2 separate regions of the Homo sapiens genome follow, and region 2 is linked to region 1. The links are chromatin loops, found by intact Hi-C in ENCODE. Cell type or tissue: endothelial cell of umbilical vein. All regions are shown on one strand.

Region 1 (8,000 bases):
CAGGCATTGTTGTAGGTGTTAGGAACATAGCTGTAAACAAAAGAGACAAAGATCCCTGACCTCCTGAAGCTTATATTCTAGTGGAACAAGGGAGGAGGCCAACTATTACGGACTGAAAGATTTGTGTCCCCCCAAAATCCATATGCTGAAATCCAAACCCCCAATATGATGGCGACAGGAAGTGGGGCCTTTGGAAGGTGATTAGGTTGTGAGGTCAGGGCCTTGTGATGGGATTAGTGCTCTCATAAAAGAAACAAAAGAGCTCTTTGATCTCTTTCTGCTACATGAGGACACAGGGAGAAGGTGGCCATCTGGCCGGGCATGGTGGCTCACGACCCCCCAGCATTTTGGGAGGTCGAGGTAGGTGGATCACTTGAGGTCAGGAGTTCAAGACCAGCCTGGCCAACATGGCAAAACCCCGTCTCTACTAAAAATATAAAAATTAGCTGGGCGTGGTGGTGTGCACCTGTAGTCCCAGCTACTCGGGAGGCTGAGGCAGGAGACTCACTTGAACCTGGAAGGTGGAGATTGCAATGAGTCGAGATGGCACCACTGCATTCCAGCCTGGGTGACAGAGCGAGACTCCAACTCAAAAAAAAAAAAAAAAAGAGAAAAGAAAAAAAGCAAGGTGGCTGTCTGCACCTGGAAGAGGCCCTCACCAGAACCAGACCATGCTGGCACCCTGATCTCAGATTTCCACCCTCCAGAACTGTGGGAAATAAATGTCTGATTTTAAGCCACCCAGTTTATGGTATCTGTTGAAGCAGCCGAGCTAACCAATAAATAAAATATATATAGAAAGAAAGTCAGATGGTGACAGTGCTAAGGCGATGATTAAGCAGGGATTAGAGATGGGGAGTACAAGGGTAGGGACTGGACTTATAAGCCAGGTGATCAGACAGGGTGACTGAGAAGCTGATATTGAGCAGCTACCTGAAGACTCAGAGGAAACAAGTAGCTAACTGCTGGAAGAGCATTCTGGACATAAACAGCTCAGAACAGTAGCAAGAGCAAAGACCGGAGTGTCCCAGGCACAGCTGCAGTCACAAAAAGGACACTAGTGCAGTCAAATTGGCACCAGCAAAGGGCAGAGTTAGGAGAGGAGGTGGTAGAGGTAACAGGAATGCTAAGGTGTGTGGGGCCTCATGGGCCAGCCAAAAGGGGTTGGCTTTTACTTTCAAAGCTAAGGAGAGCTCTTGGGAGGCTGAGGCAGGCAGATCGCCTGAGGTCGGGAATTTGAGAGTAGCCTGGCCTGGCCGACATGGTGAAACCCTGTCTCTACTAAAAATACAAAAATTAGCTGGGTGTGGTGGAAGGCGCCTGTAGTCCCAGCTACTTGGGAGGCTGAGGCAGGAGATTTGCTCGAACCTGGGAGACGGAGGTTGCGGTGAGCCGAGATTGCGCCACCACACACCAGCCTGGGTGACGGAGCAAGAATTCATCTCAAAAATAAATAAATAAAGCTAACGGGAGTTCAATAAGGGCCTTTTAGGCCATGTTAAGAGAAGAAAACAGGCCACATGTGGGACACGTGGCATCCTTGAGTCACACGGGGGAGGAGTTGGCTCTGAGGCATTGCCTTGGAGATATGAAACAGATGTGTCACCCACATTCAAGAAACAATTTTTCCACAACTGGGTCAGGACCTTTGGTAAGAAAAAGACCACTGCAATTTTAATAAAGGCAATTCATACTTCTGTTTAATGCCACTTCATGTTCCTGGAGTTCAACTAAAGAAAAATACTTTTTTTGAATGTCAAGAAGGGTCAGATAGCATGGGACCAGGCCAGAAGAGGAGGCCTACTGAGAGTTTATAAAACCCAGTGGTGGCTGGGTGTGGTGGCTCATGCCTGTAATTCCAGCACTTTGGGAGGCCGAGGCGGGTGGATCACAAGGTCAGGAGATCAAGACCATCCTGGTCAACAGTGTGAAACCCTGTCTCTACTAAAAATGCAAAAATTAGCCAGGAGTGGTGGCATGCACCTGTGGTCCCAGCTGCTCTGGAGGCTGAGGCAGGGGAATCGCTTGAACCCAGGAGGTGGAGGTTGCAGTGAGCTGAGATTGCGCCACTGTACTCCAGCCCAGGCAACGGAGTAAGACTCCATCTCAGAAAAAAAAAAAAAAACCAGTGGTTTGTATTGAGCCCAGACAGGTGTCTGATCCTAGGCTAGGACTCCTTCCCCGGAAACACTTCCAGAAGCATTTTTCTGTTGGTTATCAGTGGTTCCCAACTTGGCTTTGCAGCTACGGAGACTTTACAAATATCCATGCCGAACCCACACCCACAGATGTTCCGATTTTTGGGGAGAGACTCAGGCATCAACTTTTTTTTTTTTTTTTAATATGGAGTCTCGCTTTGTTGCCCAGGCTGGAGTGCAGTGGCACAATCTCGGTTGAGTGCAACCTCTGCCTCCCGGGTTCAAGAGATTTGCCTGCCTCAGCCTCCCAAGTAGCTGGGATTATAGGCGTGTACCACCACACCTGGCTAATTTTTGTATTTTTAGTAGAGACAGGGTTTCACCATGTTGGCCCGGCTGGTCTCGTACTCCTGACCTCAAGTGATCCACCTGCCTCAGCTTCCCAAAGTGCTGGGATTATAGGCATGAGCCACTGTGCCCAGTCGGCATCAATGTATTTTTTTTAATTCTCCAGGTGATTCTCATGTGCAAGGAGAATTGAAAAGCACTAGGTTGGATTCATCTTTTTTACCACTTCTATCCATCTGTTCCACGCAACACCATACATGTGCCTCACACACCTATAATCAAACCAAACCATGACAGCCAATTGCTCAGGCCACCATGTGTATACACTTGCTTCCTGCTTCTTTCATTACGTTTTATTAATTTTTTTACAAATGTAACATGTTTAACAGTACCACCTAAGAGAATGTGTGAGTTTTCATGAGTAAAGAAGTATAACCCCTGAGAAGCAGTTTCAGCATTTGAGAAAATAAATCTGAAACAATACAATCTTCCAAATTTATACCAAACCCTCCTCCCTTTGCAAACTCTGCTTCCCAGGGCGACTCTATTATTGACAATGTGGGCAAAGGGGTAAACAGGAAAAAAAGCCGTGTTCATTTCAAGCCACTAAGAAGCACAGGCCAAAGGAAAAATAAAATCAATCAACCTTTGCCAAGTGGCAAAGAACAAACCAGTGGGGACTGGAGTCCTATAGTCAGCTTTTTAAAGAGTATTATGAACAATAGGGAACAAATGCTGCGTAATCACTCAAAAGATTTACAAACAATGCGACAGAACAATGCAAACTGAGTGAATACTACTGGGTGGATGTTTACTCCGCCAAGAAAAACCGGACACCCTAAGCCTCACTAATAAAAGGCTCTGTGTGTACATTCATTCACAGTGACCCTCTCACCCAGAGAACCATGGGCCTGTCAGTAACATTCTCTCTTCTTGCCTTAAAAATCATTTGGAGATATTGTCATCAAGCACATTAATTCCCATTTTACAGAAAGGGAAATAAAGGCAGGAAGAGGTAAATTAATGTGATCAACAAAGTGGCGGTCAAGCTGCCCCAGGCATAGCTAAGAGTAGAAACCTATCGTTACTGGTGTCATCTCTAACCACAAATTTTCTATCCACTTTCTCAAGAAAATCAGAGTCTTAGTTTGATGTTCTAAAGCCTAACTCAAATTTTTCTTCTTGCTCAGCTTGGTACCTGTAGTTGCAGCTACTGGAGAGGCTGAGGCAGGAGGATCCCTTCAGTTCAGGAGTTTGAGATCAGCCTGGATGACAGAGTGAGACCCTCATCTTTATGGATATATATGTATAAAGAACAAATTTTTCTTCTTTTCCAAAACCTCTTTTGGGTATTCTCCCTTTGTCTTTCTTTCTCCATACTCTGTCTCCATCTCCAAACTGCGTTACACAGTTTGAACATGTTATAGTTAGCTCTCAGGGACCATCCAAACACAGCTTTTTCTTCTGCTAGGATTTTGGTGAATATATGTGTCTTGAGATAAGCAGCCATCTGCTAGGACTTGTTGATGTTCTTTATCAGATAGCAGTTTCTCTGGTGAGGCAGCTTCCGCGAGTGGGAAGGGGTAGATGGAGACAGGGTGCAGATAAGGGATCTCCAGGATGCCTTCCCATGAGGGGTGCTAAATGCAGCGAGTGAGGGTGCCAAGTCTGGGGAAGGAAGGCTGCCCATGTGTTGGGTCTGCTAATTAGCACCATTTGAAAATAATTATGACAAGACCACACAGGGAGAGCATGATATTTCAAGCGTAGCCGACCATTAAGTAAACAGGAGCACTGAACTATATTTCCTTGGTGATTGTGAAAAATCTCCGAAAAGATGGACAGAGGCTGCTGAGGACCTTAGTCCTTTGCAGGAACCAGAAGGAAAAGCCCAGGCAATGCTTCACTACCACACTCTGATTGCTACCAAATTGTTGAGTGTTCTCCATTCATTTCAGTATTTGTTCATAAAACAGGAACTTTCATTATTAATAGCTCAGGAGAGAGAGATGGCTGGTGTCTCTCACATCCCTGTCCCTTCATAGCCCTTGGAAGACCAAACAGAACCAAGTATGGACCTGGCTCACCGAGTTGGGAAGGTACTGGAAGGGGCACTAGTGAAGCAGGCTGGCCTCCTTCGGGCACCTCCTGTCTGCCCACCCAACCTCTCCTCCCTGTGACCCCTGCACCTTTGCTCTTTGACTTACACCAGTTCTTTGTCCTACTTCCATTCTGGCTTGCTCTGCAGTCTCATCTTTATGGTGTTTCTAACTCTCTTGCTTTCCTCCCTTCTCAGATGCAGTCCAAACCTTGACTCTACCTCGTAACTCATTACCACCTCCACCTGTGCCTTGGAATCTGCAGGCAGGTGCTGGCCTTCCCTTCTGGAGACCACAGCCAGCTCTCTGCTGCCCCCACCTGGTCCATAGCAGAACCTGCAGACGGTAACCTGGCAAATTGGTCCTTAAATCTATGGCGGCTTCACCAGTTTCCGGCATCAATTCGAATTTTGCTAATTTTGTTTCACCATAGCCTGGCTTGACTTACGGGTCTCAAACAATGCTTAATGTTTAATGGCCAAATTATGCTAACAAGCAAATGATCAAACTTAGGGGAAGCACTTTATTTTTTAAGGTAAGTGCAAAACAGTGGTAGCATTGTGATCATTCTGAAAAATCTAGCCTAAAATGATGGCTTTTTTGTTTCTAATCACTAGAACACACTATGTAAGTGTAGAGTTATTCCAAAATGTGACCATTTTTGTAACACTGATTTTTTTTTCATTCCAGTTCAAATTTCCTATAATAGTAGTAACAGACGGTGGGGAGGAGGGGAAGAAGGAGGAAGAGGAGGAAAAGGAGATGACTCAGCTATAGTTCCCCTAACCCTCTTGGTTTATGAAGCAGCTCAGAAACTTATTAGAACAAATTCCAGCATCCGAGACCACTGAGCTAACCATCCAACCACCCACACCCAAAGAAATAGCAAGAACATAAGTTTGGACCTGACCTGCTCAGCTCTCCACCACAAGCCTCTGGCTAGACTCAGGTACACAGTAGACCCTCAGTGAGTACTTAGTGAATAAATCAATGAATACGCACGTAATTAGTAATGTTTTCTAAACCATACATTCACTCAGTGCACTAGAAACACTTGTTATTTTATATAGTCTGGCAATATAACAGCACTTGCTTCTAATATTGTACTCAATAGTACAAGTGCCATTCTCTCTCACCCTTAGTTATTTCTATTAATAACTTCAACTCCATATTATATATTTTTAAATGGCCTAGGAGTGAGAAAAACATTTATTTTCATAAACCATCAAGGAATTCCACTGCTATGATTGAAAAATAAAAGGTCTGAAAATACATGTCTACATTTTTTCACCTTTTGAAAACATAGCATTTCTCAACAGAAATCCAATGCAGTTTTACAAATATTCTCTTGTCCATGAACTTTCACTGACATCCAGAAGGTATAACAGTGGGGCAGGTGAGTTTGGTGGTCTTAGGCAGAATGGAACTGCAACTTAGGTTCAGTGGAAAATGATGCAATTTCCTTGCAAATCAAAACCACAATGAAATACCGTCTCACGCCAGTTAGAATGGCGATCATTAAAAAGTCAGGAAACAACAGATGCTGGAGATGATATGGAGAAATAGGAACACTTTTATACTGTTGGTGGGAGTGTAAATTAGTTCAACAATTGTGGAAGACTCTGTGGCAATTCCTCAAGGATCTAGAACCAGAAACACCATTTGACCCAGCAATCCCATTACTGGGTATATACTAAAAGGATTATAAATTATTCTATAAAGATACATGCACACGCATGTTTATTGCAGCACTATTTACAACAGCAAAGACTTGGAACCAACCCAAATGCCCATCAATGATAGACTGGATAAAGGAAATGTGGCACATATACACCATGGAATACTATGCAACCATAAAAAAGAATGAGTTCCTGTCCTTTGCAGGGACATGAATGAAGCTGGAAACCGTCATTCTCAGCAAACTAACACAGGAACAGAAAACCAACCACTGCATGTTCTCACTCATAAATGGGAGTTGAACAATGAGAACACATGGACACAGGGAGGGGAACATCCCACACCAGGGCCTGTTGGGTGGTGGGGGACAAGGGGAGGGAGAGCATTAGGACAAATACCTAATGCATGCAAGGCTTAAAACCTAGATGACAGGTTGTTGGGTGCGGCAAACAACCATGGCACATGTATACCTATGTAACAAACCTGCACATTCCCCACATGTATCCCAGAACTTAAAGTAAAATTTTAAAAAAAAGAAAATGATGCAATTTCTTTTATAATGGAGAAAAATCACTTGGTTGTAAAGTCCAAATTAAGCACAATGTGGATAGATAGATGTGTAAACACACACAAAATGGCAAAAAGTGATATGGAGTGTCCTTTTTTTCAGTGACAAGCTGAAAGTTTGTACTCCAACCTGGAGTACAATGCCATAATCATGGCTCACTGCAACCTCAATTTCCTGGGCTCAAGTGATCCTCCCACCTCATCCTCCTGAGTAGCTGGCAATACATTTGCACGCTACCACATCCAGCAGTTTTTTAATTTGTTGTTGAGATAGGGTCTCACTATGTTGCCCAAGCTGATCTCAAATTTCTGGCCTTAAGTGATTCTCCCACCTCGGCCTCCCAAAGTGCTGGGATTACAGGCATGAGCCACCATGCCTGGCTTAATTTGGAATTTTTTATAGATTATATTGATAAACTCAAGATTGAGATCTACAGTCTTAGAAAGATAAAACCCAAAGACCCAGGACTACATGATGACAGCAAAATTGTCCACGCTACTTTGAAAAAGAGTCACGTTAATACCAAGGCATTTTGATTAGTTGTGGAAAACCTGACCAAACAAGATAGAGAGATTATGTAATATGAATGGTACACTCTTACAAAGGAGATACAATAATTAATAAAGTGAAGCGTCCAAACGTGAAAACAGCCAAATATATAAGGCAAAAACTATTTAGAAGTCCAAGAACTTGATTAAAATTTAATTATAGTGGGAGACATCAATATATTTCTTTTAGAAGTGAATCAATATTATATTCATTTATCTACATTTGCTGATCATACAGTGATCCTTATGTCTTTCAATTAGAGAATTTTTTTCATCTATCCATCAACCATTTACAAAATTTGATCATGAAGCCGGGCGCCGTGGCTCATGCCTGTAATCCCAGCACTTTTGGAGGCTGAGGCGGGCGGATCACGAGGTCAGAAGATTGAGACCATTCTGGCTAATACGGTGAAACTCTGTACTAAAAATACAAAAAAAAATAGCTGGGCGTGGTGGCGGGGGCCTGTAGTCCCAGCTACTCGGGAGGCTGAGGCAGGAGAATGGCGTGAACCCGGGAGGCAGAGCTTGCAGTGAGCCGAGATCGTGCTACTGGACTCCAGCCTGGGTGACAGAGTGAGACTCCATCTCAAAAAAAAAAAAAAAAAAATTGATCATGAATTTG
Region 2 (8,000 bases), 660 kb before region 1:
AAACTATTAAAAAGAAAAAAAAAAAAGAAAGAGAATGGGGCCGGGCATAGTGGCTCATGCCTGTAATCCCAACACTTTGAGAGGCCAAGGCGGGCCGACCACACAGTTTCAAGAGTGCAAGACCATCCTGGCCAACATGGTGAAACCTCATCTCTACTAAAAATACACAAATTAGCTGGGCATGGTGGCAGGCGCCTGTAATCCTAGCTATTCAGGAAGCTGAAGCACGAAAATTGCTTGAACCTGGGAGGTGGAGGCGGAGGTTGCAGTGAGCCAAGATTGCGCCACTGCACTCCAGCCTGGGCACCAGAGTGAGACTCTGTCTCAAAAAAAAAAAAAAGAAAAGAAAACGAAAGAAAGAGAATGGGCACTGTAACCAAAGATTAATTCTAATATTTATTCTGTTGGGGGACCATGGGTAAGTCGCTTAATTTCTCCAAGCCTTCGAGATAGTTTCCTACTATCAAAAGTGACATTTATAAGTATACTTACTTCTAAAAGTTATAATGAAATGCAAATATCACACTACAGATAAACGTGATTTATAAACAGAAAAGTAATACTAGCTTCTTGCATAGTTTTGGGGCAAAAACAAGGTGCTTCATAGATAATTATTGAATGGATGATGAATGAAATGTTAGTTTTTATCATGTGAAGGGAATTCTATTCCATATTAATTTGACATCCACATGCTGAAAATGTTATTGCTGAGACTTAATCAGAATATGTGGGAAATATTTTTTTTAAACTTTTGTACTAAGCAGCTTTTGTATGCAGTGTTGACTCCGTGGGAAAATATTTTAGAGGAATTTAGTTATAAAGGTTATTGCTGCCAGATACGAATTAACAGTATTTAATAATTTAATTTTTTAGCACAAATTAGAATAGCATAATGTATTTGATCACTGAGTCCACATAAAGAATGTGTCTAGTTAATTTGTCCCCCGAAGTATACTTTCTAAAGGCTAAAATGATTTACATTGTCATTCAATGGTTCACAAAAGTGTTCATATTTTACTTTATAAGAATAGAATCAGGACAAATGAAACATAGTTCTCCTTGAATCAAGAAAAATGAATTAAAGACTGCCTATATTCTACTTTTTTATTAGACTGTGAGTTTCCTTGACCCACAAGCCACCTTGTCTTGTGGCTGTTTGTTTCCAATGCACTTTATTCAGAACAATTCAGACCAACACTTAATCTTTCTCCTCTGTTACCAAAAAAGAAATAAAAGAGATAAAGGGAGAAGAAAGTATTAATGGCAGTGATGTTTTGCTAGAGCAGGAAGAGATTTCCTACACATACCAGAGTAAGCCGTGGTCACAGGAGGATACTGATCCTTCTTCCAGATTACGTGACTGTATGGTTCCTTGTTTCTGCCTCTTTCACATGTCTCTCAAAATGGTCTTTGGAAGTAGCCAGAGAAGGGAGTTCGAGGTGGTGGAGACACTTGGACTACAGTCACTCTGAGGAGGAAAGGTTTTTTATTTTGTTCCCTTTTTTTATTTTTTATTTTTTGTTGTTATTTCTTTTGTTTTAGTTTTTCCCTTGGCAAGTGCAATAAGTCCTCACTTAATTCCATCGGTAGGTCTTAGAAACTGAAACTGTAAGCAAAACCATGTACAGCAGGTCCTCAAATAATGTCATGTCCTTCAATATGCAGCTTTGTTATAGCATTGATGAGAACAAAAGTTGTTTCATTATACAACTTCCTGCTTAAAGAAGTCACGGTTTCCAAGAATCTGCTGACGACATTAAATGAGGACTTACTGTGTTCATGTAAAATTGACCAGGCCCTTAGTGGCTGGTGAGCTTGGATATGTGACTGGAGAATCCGCTTACAATGGGCATGGTACCAAGATGCAGTGTGTATCCCCAACACCACCCGTCTAGTAAACCCAATAAACCCTCAATACATATGTGAAGATAATACACTCCCCGCTGCCACAAGAAAATGGCACATGGATTCGATTCCGTTCAGAGTGCTATATGTTTTTAGAAGGCATAAAATGTGAACTTTAGGGAATGGGAAAAAGTACTATAAGATTTTTCTGTAAAGTTGATTTTAGCAAACATCGTTTGCAGCTGTGTGGTCACTAACACTCTATATGCTGCTTCCAGTGCTTTCGGAATCAGATCAACTATATAAATCATACCATCATTCCTTTCAATTAAATATGTTCATAAAATACAAATTCTGACAACTTATTCTCTTCTCATATCCAAAAGTTGTTTGAGACAAATAACTTTCTCTGGGTCATAGGTGCATGATGTGGTACTTGTGCACAGTGGCTGATGACTCACAATACCATAGTTCGCTTGTACATTCAATTGAAAAGGTGCTACTCCTGACTTAATGGGAAATTGATCTGTGTTTATTATATCCACAGGAACACAGCATGTCTAGGTAATCCACACAGTGCAGAGGAAAAATACTCAGATTGGAGTCACAAAATCAGGCACCATGATTGACTCTATGATTTGGGAAAATCCTGGAAGTCAACTTTATCCCTGCAACTTGTAGTCAATACTGCCTTCCTTATTTATCCCTATTTATGTAGTAATCAAGAACCACTTCTTACTACCTCAGCCACCACCCCCTGTCAGGCCATCTTCATGGTTCATCTGATCCCTGCAGTAGCCTAACACCTGGACACCATAGCTGCCTGCCACCCCTGTGGCAAGCCGTTCTCCACGTGATGTTCGGAGGGAGTCTTTGAAAGCCTGTTTCAGATCATGATGCTCCCGATATTTTCCCATCACACTTAAATTCCAACTTTCTTACCACGGCTTATGAACAGGCTGATTATAGAATTTGTTTTCTCAAATGGAACCTTCTTGATAAGACAGAGTCTGCTTTACATAATCCAATGGGACTAGCGCAGTGGTTCACAACTGGGGTGGAGGAGATGGTGACTTTGCTCCTACAAGGGACATTTGGCACTGTCTGAACACGTTGTTGGTTGTTACAACTGGGAGTGGTGGGGACACTGCTGGCATTAAGTGGGTAGACGCGAAGGATGCTGCTGACGTTCTAGCAAGCTATAAGTCAGCCCCACAACAAAGAATTATTTGGAGTCAACTGTCAATAGTTCTGAGTTGAGAAACTCTAGACTAGAGACAAAACCCAGCAAATTGGGATGTATGGTCAGCTCTCCTTGTAAGGGGCTCCATGACTTGCCCCCGCCCACCCTCCGACCTCTGCTCACACCTGATTCACTCTGCTCCAGCCTCAGGGCTTTGCATTTGCTGTCTCTCTACCCACCACATCCACCTGCCTGGAATGTTCTTACCTTATGCCATGCCATGCATTCAGGTCGTTTCCTCAGAGGGGCCTGGGAGATACACTGTCCCTGAAGTGGCAGTCCTTCTTCCTCATACGCTATCTGCTTAGCACCTTGATTTTCCCACATGATATTTAAAACTACTAAACATCCCAGTGCAAGTTTGTTTATTTATATATTATTTATCTCCTTCCTAAGAATGTCAACTCCCTGGGAGCAAGGGTTTTGCTTTATGGGCTGCTCTATGCCCAGTATCTAAAATGGAGCCTGAGTAGAATCTGCGCATCTGCAAAGAAACACATTTCTTTGTTTCTATAAATAGATTAAAGATCCACCTGGAGAAGCCTTTCTTGGGCTTGTGGAAAGAGAATAATACAAGATGAATCTCCTGCAAAGTAAAGAAGCCCAGACATCTGTGTTTTAACCTCACTCCAATGAAACCTACCAACTCACGGACCTTTGCCTTCTGTCTCTAAGATATGCAAAAGCATGTTAAGAGGCAGGACAGCGTAGGCTACAAATTCTTTCTCTGGAATGGAAAATAAGCTGGCATGTGAGCAAATAATCTGGAAAGATTATAGAAGTTTCTTGCGTTTTCCCCTTTCCCAGACCATACAGAATACTTTACTTACAAGGAGAAGCAAATGGTGGACAAATAAATCCCCATTGGTGATTTAAATTTTTTCCTGTGAGTCACTAATATATGTCACTTGAACACAATGGTGAAAACACTGAGCATAGCAAGACTATTTTTGAAATGTCAACAGAATATTCCAAATGATACAAGTATTTGCTATCTAAATAGCTGATGCATCTCTTTCACTCTGATAACTGCCTTTTCCAGGTCAAACACTTCAGAGCTTTGCAAGAGCAGGCAAGGACCTACCTAGATCTCCTTTGCTCCATGTGTGACCTGTCAAATGCTTCGGTGAAAACCACAGCAAAAGACATTCAACAAACAGAGCAAACGGTAAGAAAATGAAAAATCACATTGAATTTGTTTGTTTTATTATATTCTCTTGCTTGAATGTTTCATGTGAGATTGAAAGAAAATAGCTCTTGGCTTGTTCTTGCTGTATGTAATGGTTCTACAGCCATTATAATAAATAGATATTTGAATTTCAGCTAACTCATAGAAAATTAAGCACATCCTGACATTGATGACATCAGATTGGGACTGAATCACTTAGTCCCATTCATTCGCTGCCCATTAGAACCTTTCTTTTTTCTCCTCCTTAATGACCATTCTCTCAATTTTCCTATCTTGCCACACCTTTTTTTGTTCTTTTCTCCTTTTCCACCTTTTTCTTTAGGCAATACTTAATATGAAAGGGGCTCTTGACCCTTTCTTTATTATATCAAGGATGTCAAAGAGCATGCCATCTGTCACAATCCTTCTAGTTCATTGGTAAAGTGTGGTGTTCAGAAGGATTTTGAAACTGTCTGGGCTATGATGAGCTAGCAGTACCGGCCCACACAGACAGATGGCAGCACTGGAGGCGTATTTTCCCGGCTGCTGCCACTGCAGCCTTAAACTCTTCCATGAAACACATTTGGGTTTGTTTGCTCGTTTGTTTGTTTGTTTGTTTCTTTATTTTGAGACACTCTGCCAACCAGTCTGGAGTGCAGTGGCGTTATCATCACTGACTGAAGCCTCAACCTCCTGGGCTCAGGTGATCCTCCCACCTCCGCCTCCCAATAGCTGGGACTATAGGCACACACCATCACACCCAGCTAATTTTTATACTTTTTGTAGAGACAGGGCTTCGCTGTGTTTCCCAGGCTGGTCTCGAACTCCTGGGCTCAAGCAATCCTCCCTCCTTGGCCTACCAAAGTGCTGGGATTACAGGCATGAGCCACCACGCCTGGCCCACACTTGAGTTTAAAAGAAAAATAAGACTTAGTTTTGGTATTTAATTTATTAAATATTCACAGAACAGTAAAATGATTCACAGGAAAAAAATGTCAAAATAATAAGGTTTTTCTCTTTAATATTATCAAATCTGTTTTTAAATCCTTACAAAAGACGATGTAACCCATTTATTTTATTTTATTTTATTTTGGAGAAAGAGTCTCACTCTGTTTCCCAGGCCGGAGCACAGTGGCGCAATTTTGGCTCACTGCAACCTCCGCCTCCCACATTCAAGCAATTCTTGTGCCTCAACCTCCCGAGTAGCTGGGACTACAGGCACACACCACCATGCCTGGCTACTTTTTGGTATTTTAGTAGAGAAAGGGTTTCACTGTGTTGCCCAGGTGGGTCTCGAATTCCTGAGCTCAGGCAATCCACCTGACTTGGCCTCCCAAAGTGCTAGGATTACAGACACGAGCCACCATTCCCAGCCAATGTAACCCATTTATTTTTACAGAAATGATTTATTGAAACAAATTACACAGCTTCAAAAACCAGTGAAGCAGATCAAAGACATATCCAAAACATTAATAATTCAGCATGTTGTAAGACAGATGAACAAATGTGCAACAGAGAATAACAGAAGTCTTTTCTAGTTAACCTTAACACCAAATTCATGAGTCATACAGATGAATCTACTGAAATGCCCAATGGGAAAAACCATCAGAGCAGCTTTAGACCTAATACATTGATAAAACTTATTAGAGTTTCGCTGGGCGCAGTGGCTCACTCCTGTAATCCCAGCACTTTGGGAGGCCAAGGCGGGCGTATTATCTGAGGTTGGGAGTTCGAGACCAGCCTGACCAACGTAGAGAAACCCTGTCTCTACTAAAAATACAAAATTAGTTGGGTGTGACGGCGCAAGCCTGTAATCCCAGCTACTCAGGAGGCTGAGGCAGGAGAATCACTTGAACCCGGGAGGCAGAGATTGCTGTGAGCCGAGATCGTGCCATTGCACTCCAGCCTGGGCAACAAGAGCGAAACTCTGTCTCAAAAAAAAAAAAAAATTATTAGAGTTTCACAACACTGATTAAAACCATATAGCATAACTTGTAGACATTTAAAGTCTTTAGGAACCCTACATTTTTTTAAAAAAAATCTGCTTTTCCTGAAGCAAATAAAGAAGTACTTTTTAAATTTATGTATTTGTGTGTGTGAGTTTGCGTGTGTATGTGTGTGTCAAATGAGTGCACAGGCCAGCTGGAAAGTTCCATCTCTGATTCATTAACCATAAATGTTTCCATGTATGGTTGCTAACTTTTATCTCTGTGTTTTCTCAAGATTGAACAAAAGCTTGTCCAGGCCCAGAACTTAACTCAGGGCTGGGAAGAGATCAAGCACCTGAAGTCTGAGCTCTGGATTTACCTGCAAGATGCTGATCAGCAACTGCAGAACATGAAGAGGAGGCACTCTGAGCTGGAGCTGAACATTGCACAGAACATGGTTTCACAAGTTAAGGTGGGAATTAATTTGCCCCCAAGGGAGATAAAAGAGGCCAACAGAGTAGAAAACCTGAAATGTGTTCAGTGTATTCACTTCAATATGCCTGAGTGTCTGTCAATCCTTAGACATTAATACAACTCTTTAAGGCAGAGGTCCCCAAGCCCCAGGTTATGGACAAGCACAAGTCCATGTCCTGTTAGGAACCTGGCCGCACAGTGGGAGGCGAGCAAGCATTAATGCCTGAACTCCACCTCCTGTCAGATCAGAGGCCACATCAGATTCTCATAGGAGTGCAAACCCTACTGTGAACTGCGCATGCAAGGGATCTAGGTTGCATGCTCCTTATGATAATCTAACTAATATCTGATGATTTGAGGTGGAACAGCTTCATCCTGAAACCATCCCCCTCCAGCCCCATTCACGGAAAAATTGTTTTCCACAAAACCCATCCCAGGTGCCAAAAAGTTTGGGGACCGCTGCTTTAAGGAATAGCAAATCTGAACAAACATCATTTGGTGCCAGGGAAAACAGATTATAAAGTAGACATTCAAATATATTACTGAAGCTTCAGATGGCCACTTTCATCAGAAGACATTCATACTCTACATTATTCCTGAGAAAAGCAGGTGTGATTTAGTCTACAGAGTAGACTGCTTAGTCAGAAAACTCTGTGACTAAGCAAACATGGAACATTATTCTTTTTTTAGATTTTCATCACCATATTATGCTAAAACTGTAGGACTGTAAGCTTATCAATTCATTAGTTATATATTTGAGCTATATGTAATTAATTTAAAGTATAATATAAATGCAGTTTGTATTACATATTTATATATAATTTAAATAATTTAAAATATATAGGAAATTGTGGCCGGGTGTGGTGGCTCATGCCTGTAATCCCAGCACTTTGGGAAGCTGAGGTGGGCAGATCACTTGAGGCCAGGAGTTTGAGACCAGGCTGGCCAACATGGTGAGACCACATCTCTATTAAAAATACAAAAATTAGCCTTGCGTGGCACATGCCTATAATCTCAGCTACTTGGGAGGCTGAGGCACGAGAATCATTTGAACTTGGGAGGCGGAGGTTGCAGTGAGCCATGATCATGCCACTGCACTCCAGCCTGGGCCACAGAGTGAGACTCTGTCTCAAAAAAAAGGGAAAAAAGAAAATTATAAGTGTATTAACTTAATTGGAAGTTGGGTCAGATTTTAAATAAACTTAAAGATGTTTTTTCTCTGTGATTATGAGTCAATAATAATATATTGTCTACTGGAGTGCTGTTTGCAAGTACAGAGAAAAAAGAGAATAGGGATCGGGATAATAAGATTTATTTTTTCTCAGAAGCATGAACTCTTTTT

What was found. Peaks named below come from ENCODE experiments on the same cell type or tissue, not always from the same donor. Only the 100,000 strongest peaks of a DNase experiment are listed, where the experiment ranks them.
Region 2: it touches region 1 in a loop (12-fold over the local background); 5 of 110 quality-filtered maps call a loop at or near these places.

What each region holds. Positions count from the first base shown.
Region 1 is chr6:151,672,813-151,680,812 of GRCh38, reverse strand. It overlaps a transcript of ESR1 not described here. Among named protein-coding and RNA genes, the nearest start is that of ESR1, 130 kb to the left of the region's middle. RefSeq lists an enhancer at 4,748-4,797. In endothelial cell of umbilical vein, a CTCF peak has its summit at 4,904 (motif pointing left); a DNase peak (open chromatin) is centred at 4,892.
Region 2 is chr6:152,335,497-152,343,496 of GRCh38, reverse strand. It overlaps SYNE1 (spectrin repeat containing nuclear envelope protein 1), which reads left to right. Exons shown (of 146, transcript NM_182961.4): 75 at 4,131-4,256; 76 at 6,480-6,656. Among named protein-coding and RNA genes, the nearest start is that of SYNE1-AS1, 41 kb to the left of the region's middle. RefSeq lists a silencer at 4,741-4,870. In endothelial cell of umbilical vein, a CTCF peak has its summit at 4,764; a DNase peak (open chromatin) is centred at 4,766.